Linked DNA regions of Homo sapiens: region 2 is linked to region 1. A link is a contact called in ENCODE Hi-C or POLR2A ChIA-PET data. All regions are on one chromosome and are shown on one strand. Each heading gives the region's core, a stretch centred on a gene start or an enhancer-like site at or near the end of the contact. The rest is flanking DNA. Distances are from core to core; before and after follow the strand shown.

Region 1 (4,295 bases), core at 1,283-3,782:
CACGCTCTGCTAATTTTGTATTTTTAGTAGAGACGGGGTTTCTCCATGTTGGCCAGACTGGTCTCAAACTCCTGACCTCAGGTGATCCACCCGCCTCGGCCTCCCAAAGTGCTGGGATTACAGGCGTGAGCCACCGTGCCTGGCCAATTTTTTTTTTTTTTGAGATGGAGTCTCACTCTGTTGCCTAGGCTGGAGTGCAGTGGCGCCATCTCGGCTCACTGCAAGCTCCGCCTCCTGGGTTCACGCCATTCTCCTGCCTCAGCCTCCCGAGTAGCTGGGACTACAGGCGCCCGCCACCACGCCCGGTTAATTTTTTGTATTTTTTTAGTAGAGACGGGGTTTCACCGTGTTAGCCAGGATGGTCTCGATCTCCTGACCTCATGATCTGCCCACCTCAGCCTACCAAAGTGCTGGGCGTCAGCCACCACGCCCGGCCAATTTTTTTTGTTTTGTTTTGAAACAGAGCCTCGCTCTGTCACCCAGGCTGGAGTGCATTGGCACGATCTCGGCTCACTACAACCTCCGCCTCCCGAGATCAAGTGATTCTCCTGTCTCAGCCTCTGGAGTAGCTGGGATTACAGGTGTGCGCCACCACGCCCAGCGAATTTTTTGTATTTTTAGTAGAGATGGGGTTTCATCGTGTTGGCCAGGCTTGTCTCGAACTCCTGACCTCACATGATCCGCCTACCTGTGCCTCCCAAAGTGCTGGGATTACAGGCGTGAGCCACTGCGCCCGGCCTGGGGACAGAAATTTTATGTTTTTTGAGACAGGGTCTTGTTGTGTTGCCTAGGCTGGAGTGCAGTGGAGCTCATGGCTCACCACAGCTTCAACCTCCCAGGCTCAAACGATCTGTAAAATGGGAAGGGGGCTGGTCCCAAATGGATGATGGACCTTAGGTAGTCCCAAGTTTCTGCATACCTTCCGTGTGGAAGGGACCCTGGAAAAGGTTGTTTTTATGGAATCCTGGCATTCTTAGTAATTCAGAATATCAGGGTTCACACACACACCAGCACCATCAGTAAAGATGAGGAAACGCAGGTCCCTCAGTGCCAGGAGCTTGACAAAGGACACTCAGAGAGTCAGACTGGATACCAAAGAAGTCCAGAGCCCCCTGATTCTGTGTCCTGAATGTATGTTTCCTCCTACACACCACTCCTCTGTTCCTGTTTTCCTTTTTTTTTTTTTTTTTTTTTTGAGACGGAGTCTCGCTCTGTCGCCAAGACTGGAGTGCAGCGGCGTGATCTCGGCTCACTGCAACCTCTACCTCCCAGGTTCAAGCGATTCTCCTGCCTCAGCCTCCAGAGTACCTGGGATTACAGGTGCCCGCCACCATGCCCGGCTAAATTTTTTTTTTTTTTTAGTGGAGATGGGATTTCACGATGTTAGCCAGGTTGGTCTCAAACTCCTGACCTCAGGTGATCCACCCTCCTCAGCCTCCCAAAGTGCTGGGATTACAGGCGTGAGCCATGGCGGCCAGTCCTCTGTTCCTGTTTTCTTCTGTCCCTCTGCCTCCGAGAATCTCTCAATTACCCATCAGCACTCCATCATCCAGGAATTTCTCTCAACCCCTTCCTGACATTGTTTATATGATTTTACTCCCTGCTGGGTAAGAAAGGACAGTCTGGGACATGTCCTTAAATTTATTTCTGAACTAGCTCCCTGGGGAACCTACCTCCTAATGAAGGAAGTTGGGTTGCTTGAGAACGGGTATGGTTTTATTGGCCAAGATGCCAGGCTATCAACCTCTGCAGGAACCTTGTGCCACCCCCTGCCCTGCTCTGGGCCTCAGTTTCCTTGTCAGTTACTTGGGAAAGGGTTGGATTCGCTGCTTCTGGGGGTGAAATGCACCCTCAGGCTGGATTTAGCATTAATAATGCAATCATGACCTGTATAGTAAGAAGGGCTATTTACTGAGCGCTTAACTATATGAATGGCACCATTCTAACCACTTCCCATGGTCCACTGTTTTACACTCAAGATTAGCATAGAAGCCTCACAACAACCCAAAGAGGCAACTGCTATTAGGATTCCCATTTGGTAGACGGTAATACTGAAGTCCAGAGAGGTTATGCCACTCATCTAATATTACACAGCGAGGAAATGGCAGAGCTGGGATCCCAGCCAAAGTCTGTATGACCGCGCGGCTTCCTCTTAATCCCAATGAGAGCCCTAGCTTGCAGAGGAAGGTGTATTTGGGGCTCATAGGACTAATTAGGACTAATTAAGAGCCTCCTTTGGGTGGGGACGCCAACTCGGAACGTGACATCACGAAGGAGTACAGTGACGTTGGCCAAGGCGGGCGTGGGAATCCACACGCCTTCCAGCATCCGTTTAACGGCACCGCCCCCTGACCCGCCTCACTTCCGTGTATATTTGCATATTCAGCGAACGGACGTCGCTACGCCAGCGTCGACGGGGTGACGTCAGGATGCGCCTCTGAAGTTTCCCTCGAGCGTACGTACATACGTACTGACGCACGCATGGCCACGAGAGGGCGGGGGAGGAGTGAAGAGGTTGAGGCGCCCCGCCCAGTCAGCAAGGTTGCGCGTGCCCTGTGAGACCGCCAAGATGGTGGTGGGCGCGTTCCCTATGGCGAAGCTGCTATACTTGGGCATCCGGCAGGTCAGCAAGCCGCTTGCCAACCGTATTAAGGAGGCCGCCCGCCGAAGCGAGTTCTTCAAGACCTATATCTGCCTCCCGCCGGCTCAACGTGAGTCTGACCCGAATTCCCTCCAACCTTTTTCCTTTCTCCAACCCCTGTCAGGTGGTTGCTTAGGGGATGGACTTCTGTCTACGACCAATCACAGCCCGAACCGGCAAAGTCCAGTGGCCAATAGTGGGGGGTTTCTGATAGAGGGGCGTACGGGTGGCCCAGTAGTGAGGGCGGGGCGGGGCGTAAGGGGCGGGTCAAGGAGCCACCACGCGAGTAGGAAATGCCAGCCGATAAAGGAAGAGAGCGCTTGGAGACTGATGCCCTGTTAAACCAATAGTGTGAGAGATGGGAGAAATTTGGACGGGGCTTTCCAGGATAGAGGAGCTAGGGGAGGGGCTGAGGAGAAACCGGACGGGGTCCTTTGCCCGGCTGTCCTTGGGCAACTTCATTTCAAAAGCGGCACCGTGTGCCTCAGTTTCCCCACTGATCTAGGAGGTGCTTGTATATCCTCCGTTTAGGACGTCGACGTGCCTCAGTTTTACTGTAGTCAATAAGTCTGGATTAGGGGCATGGTTCGGGGGTGAAGTCTGGGTTCTGGAGACATGGCCTGGGAATCCGGAAAAGGACTTTGAGCCAGAGAGGACATTCATCTGTGTACTCATTAATGCGCTCATACGCCGTCCTTTCATTCGGTTGACAGACTATGCGGCCTTTTTGCTCAGCACTGGGAGATATACTCCTGATCCATCACTGTCAACCCAGAGTGGTCGGGAAAGTGGGAGCCCCGGAGCTCAGAGGAACTGGCTGACCCAGGGACCTGAGGCCAGCAGGGCTGCCTAGAGGGGGCCGCCCGAGCTCAGATCTAAAGGGCATAGTAAGGTCCGGCGCGGTGGCTCACACCTGTAATACCAGCACTTTGGGAGGCCGAGGCGGGCGGATCACATGAGGCCAGGAGTTCGAGACCAGCCTGGCCAACATAGTGAAACCCGGTCTGTACTAAAAATACAAAAATTAGCTGGGTGTGGTGGCGCACACCTGTAATCCCAGCTACTTGGGAGGCTGAGGCAGGGGAATCGCTTGAACCTGGTAGGTGGAGGCTGCAGTGAGCCTAGATTGTGCCATTGCACTCCAGCCTGGGCGACACAGCAAGACTGTCTCAAAAAATAATAAATAGAAATAAAGGGCTTAGTAAACACCCAAAATATAAACTACTTTAAAAAGGTGATCTTGCCGGGCGCGGTGGCTCACGCCTGTAATCCCAGCACTTTGGGAGGCCGAGGTGGGCAGATCACGAGGTCAGAAGATGGAGACCATCCTGGCTAACACGGTGAAACCCCATCTCTACTAAAAATACAAAAAAATTAGCCGGGCGTGGTGGCTGGGCGCCTGTGGTCCCAGCTACTCAGGAGGCTGAGGCAGGAGAATGGCGTGAACCCGGAAGGCGGAGCTTGCAGTGAGCCGAGATCGTAACACTGTACTCCAGCCTGGGTGACGGAGCAAGACTCCGTCTCCAAAAAAAAAAAAGGTGATCTGTGTTGTGCTACGTGGGACATAAAATAAGGGAATTTAGCATCATTGGCTGGGTCAGAGAACCACTGAAACCGCCTTTGCAAAATTATGACTGACACAGCGAAAGAGATC
Region 2 (4,295 bases), core at 450-2,949, 1.2 Mb before region 1:
TGGCCTATTTTCATGTTTTTAAAGATAAGGTCTCACTATGTTGCCCCGGATGGAGTCTAGTGGCTAAATGTGGGCACGATCATAGCTCACTGCAGCCTTGAACTCCTGGCCTCAAGGGATCCTCCTGCTTTAGCCTCCCAAATACCTGGGACTACAGGTGCATGCCACTGAATCCAGCTTGTTCTTCAGTAATAATAACAATAACAGCAATCGCAGCAGTAGTATTTGACTTTCTTCTGAAGGGCATTTTTGTTAGAAACAAAAGAAGAGAGAAAGAACAAAAAATTTTAAAGCACAAATAAATAACTTTTTTTTTTTTGAGGTGGAGTCTCACTCTGTCACCCAGGCTGGAGTGCAGTGGTGAGATCTCGGCTCTTCGCAACCTCTGCCTCCTGGATTCAAGCAATTCTTCTGCCTCAGCCTCCTGAGTAGCTGGGATTACAGGCATGTGCCACCACACCCAGCTAATTTTTGCATTTTCAGCAGAGACAGGGTTTTGCCATGTTGGCCAGGCTCGTCTGGAACTCCTGACCTCAAGTGATCTGCCCGCATCAACTCCCAAAGTGGTGGGATAACAGGCGTGAGCCACTGCGCCCGGCCGTATTATCTCATTTGAACCCTTGCAACACTCAAGGCGGTATGACTTATTATTATTCCCATTTACACATATGAAGACTGAGCCTCATAGAGGTTGTAAATTACCTGAGGCCTCACAGCTGCTGTAGGAGGAAGCTTCTGACATTACCACTACAATCTTTGAGCAAGCATGAAAGCCTGAAATGTCACAGAACAGGCTAGAGATGGGAAAGGAATGAGGATTTCAACACTGTCAGGTGGAGTAAGGAATCATAATTCATTGTTAACCTCCCAAACGGCCACTAACAGAGAATTTGGGGAGGCAGCAGAGTGGGTGCGGTTAGGGGCTTGGGAGGTGGGCATGCACGTGTCATCCTCTCTAGGTGTGGCCTCAAGGTGAATGACTTCCTCTGCCTCTGGGGTTCAAGCGATTCTCCTGCCTCAGGCTTCCAGTAGCTGGGATTACAGGCACGTGCCACCACACCAGGTAATTTTTGTATTTTTAGTAGAGACGGGTTTCACCATGTTGGCCAGGCTGGTCTCGACCTCCTGACCTCAAGTGATCCGCCCGCTTCACCTCCCAAAGTGGTGGGATTACAGGCTTGAGCCACGGCTCCCTAAATAAATACATCAATTTTATTTAAATCTTACAGCAATCATATGAGACAAAAGCTTTTAACACCTGCACTTTATATTCGAGGAATTAAAGTTCTCAGAGGCGACTAAAGACCAAACTCAGGGCTGAGGAGTTCCAAAGCTGAGTTGAGTTGCAAATGAATCACCGAGGACCACCGGAGCTTTCTAGCGACCCTCGCACCAGGGAACGAACCCCTGTGGTTTAAGGGCTCCAACCCACAACCCAGTTCCTTTGGCGGGAAACAGCACCCTCCCAAGGCCCCGCCCCTTCCTGGCCCCGCCCCGTCGTCTCTGGGCCCGGCTCCTGGAGATGGGTATTATTAATCTGCCTTCTATGGGGGACCTGGCCCATCTCGGGTATCAGCCCCGCCCCTACTCGTCCAGTCTCCGAACGCTCTGCAGCCAATCGGCGCCCGAGGGTCGGTCCCCGCCTTCTCAAGCCCCGCCCCCTACCCTTATCCCTGGCAGCTTCCGCTAAACGGGCTCAGAGCCACGCGGCACGCCCGGGAGGCTTTCTCTGGCTGGTAACCGCTACTCCCGGACACCAGACCACCGCCTTCCGTACACAGGGGCCCGCATCCCACCCTCCCGGACCTAAGAGCCTGGGTCCCCTGTTTCCGGAGGTCCGCTTCCCGGCCCCCAGATTCTGGCATCCCAGCCCTCAGTGTCCAAGACCCAGGCAGCCCGGGTCCCCGCCTCCCGGATCCAGGCGTCCGGGATCTGCGCCACCAGAACCTAGCCTCCTGCAGACCTCCGCCATCTGGGGGCACTCAACCTCCTGGAGCCAAGGGCCCCACGTCCCACCCAGAGAAACTCTCGTATTCCCAGCTCCTAGGGCCAAGGAACCCGGGCGCTCCGAACTCCCAGCTTTCGGACATCTGGCACACGGGGCAGAGCAGAGAAGCCTCAGCGCCCAGCCTGGGGAATTTAAACACTCCAGCTTCCAAGAGCCAAGGAACTTCAGTGCTGTGAACTCACAACTCTAAGGAGCCCTCCAAAGTTCCAGTCTCCAGGTGCTGTTACTCAACTCAGTCCTAGGAACGTCGGGTCCTGGGAAGGAGCCCAAGCGCTCCCAGCCAGCTTCCAGGCGCTAAGAAACCCCGGTGCTTCCCATCATGGTGGCCGATCCTCCTCGAGACTCCAAGGGGCTCGCAGCGGCGGAGCCCACCGCCAACGGGGGCCTGGCGCTGGCCTCCATCGAGGACCAAGGCGCGGCAGCAGGCGGCTACTGCGGTTCCCGGGACCAGGTGCGCCGCTGCCTTCGAGCCAACCTGCTTGTGCTGCTGACAGTGGTGGCCGTGGTGGCCGGCGTGGCGCTGGGACTGGGGGTGTCGGGGGCCGGGGGTGCGCTGGCGTTGGGCCCGGAGCGCTTGAGCGCCTTCGTCTTCCCGGGCGAGCTGCTGCTGCGTCTGCTGCGGATGATCATCTTGCCGCTGGTGGTGTGCAGCTTGATCGGCGGCGCCGCCAGCCTGGACCCCGGCGCGCTCGGCCGTCTGGGCGCCTGGGCGCTGCTCTTTTTCCTGGTCACCACGCTGCTGGCGTCGGCGCTCGGAGTGGGCTTGGCGCTGGCTCTGCAGCCGGGCGCCGCCTCCGCCGCCATCAACGCCTCCGTGGGAGCCGCGGGCAGTGCCGAAAATGCCCCCAGCAAGGAGGTGCTCGATTCGTTCCTGGATCTTGCGAGGTCAGCTCCCGCTCCCCCGGGAGGTGGGGAAGAGTGTTACGGATGGCGGGAGTGGTCACGTGGACAGGACGGGGCTTTGGGGCCCCTGGAGCAGAGACTTCCCTCTAGAGTCTTAGGAAAACTCGACAGGATATTGAGGGGAGGCTCCAGCCCTCGGGAGTGTGAGTCTAGTCTCCTGGGGAAGGGGTTTCTAAATCTGGGGGCCTGGGTACATAAGTGGGGTCTTATAGAGGGAGAAGAAAGTGATTTGGGGAGACATAGGAGGGTCTGCCTAGGGGAGAAAGACACTGAGGGGAGGGGACCCCAGGAGGAACTTTTGCGGGGGGAATCTTTGCGTGGTCAAGGGCCCCAAGATGGGGCTTCTAGATATAATTTGGGGCCAGGGTTGGAGAGTTTGGGTAAGGAGCCCCTGGAGGATCTGAGATCTGAGTAACTCCCACCAGGCCCTCTTCCCAGCCCTGGGGCACCCCCACACCACGTGTCACTCGGACATAACCAGGCTCTGTTTTTGGCCTCCGCTTCCCGCCCATTTCAGCTGGGGTCTGGCCGCTTCCCCTTTATCTTTTAGATCAGCCCTGCCACCCCTGCCTTTCCCTCCCGTTTCCTCCTCTGTCTGGGCCACCCCCTAGCAGGCAGCCCAGAAGAGGACCAGTTAGAAAGGGGAGCAGATTCTTTTCCTTCTCCTGGCCTCTGCCCCGCGCCCCCAAGAATGGCCTCCCCCACTTTGAGGAGGGCGGGGGGCAGAGGCCCCCTTGCGCTTGCCTTTAGGGCTTGCTCATTCAGTGTCTCCACGTTGGGGACTTCCTGGAAGTTGGGGGAAGGAAATGATGAGTCACGGAACAGGGTTCTCCAGCCTCTGGGGCGTCAGTGCAGGCTGAGATGCGAGACTGGGGCAGGCTTGGTGTCCCGAGTTGAAGCCTGGGAGCACCTTCTGGCTGGGGGAGATTAGCTGGGTCCTGGCCCAGCCTGGGCCTGGGTGGTACAGGCGGACCTTCAGGCAGGCACACCCACTCCGAGGCTGTTTATGAGCACAGGCCTCCCCTGCGTGCCAAAACAGCTGTAGCTCACACTTGGCCTGCCACACAGGCTTATAACCAAATGACATACAGCTGGACACATTCACGCAGACACTCAGCTGAGGCTGTAGCATCTCGACAAACACATGGCCAGATACCAGCGGTCATACACACGCTCACTGTGTACTAAGACCCCTGTAGCACAGCCATTCAGTGATGCCACCAGCCACGCCAACATCTAAACACAGGCTCAAGAGCACACAATACACACTCACATACACACCTATGTGGTCACACACCAATAAACTCATGCTTTTTTTTTTTTTTTTTGAGACAGTCTCTGTTGCTCAGGCTGGAGTGCAGTGGTGCGATCTTGGCTCATTGCA

The links. Hi-C counts contacts between places; a loop is a spot of excess contacts on that map. ChIA-PET counts read pairs that join two places held with the same protein, here RNA polymerase II (POLR2A). Pooled maps may share reads with other maps.
Region 2: a pooled map shows a loop between it and region 1 (8-fold over the local background). The contact joins the promoter of SLC1A5 here to the promoter of OPA3 in region 1. A Hi-C loop is called at or near these places in 4 of 50 pooled maps. POLR2A ChIA-PET finds 5 or more read pairs at or near these places in 2 of 52 experiments (CD4-positive, alpha-beta T cell and OCI-LY7).

What each region holds. Positions count from the first base shown.
Region 1 is chr19:45,583,039-45,587,333 of GRCh38, reverse strand. OPA3 (outer mitochondrial membrane lipid metabolism regulator OPA3) reads left to right here and starts at 2,532. Exons shown (of 2, transcript NM_025136.4): 1 at 2,532-2,711. The coding sequence starts at 2,570. RefSeq lists enhancers at 2,473-2,652, 3,488-4,295.
Region 2 is chr19:46,785,998-46,790,292 of GRCh38, reverse strand. It overlaps SLC1A5 (solute carrier family 1 member 5), which reads left to right and starts at 1,699. Exons shown (of 8, transcript NM_005628.3): 1 at 1,699-2,893. The coding sequence starts at 2,328. RefSeq lists silencers at 1,382-1,541, 2,512-2,561, 2,572-2,621 and enhancers at 1,487-1,781, 1,430-2,031, 3,838-4,295.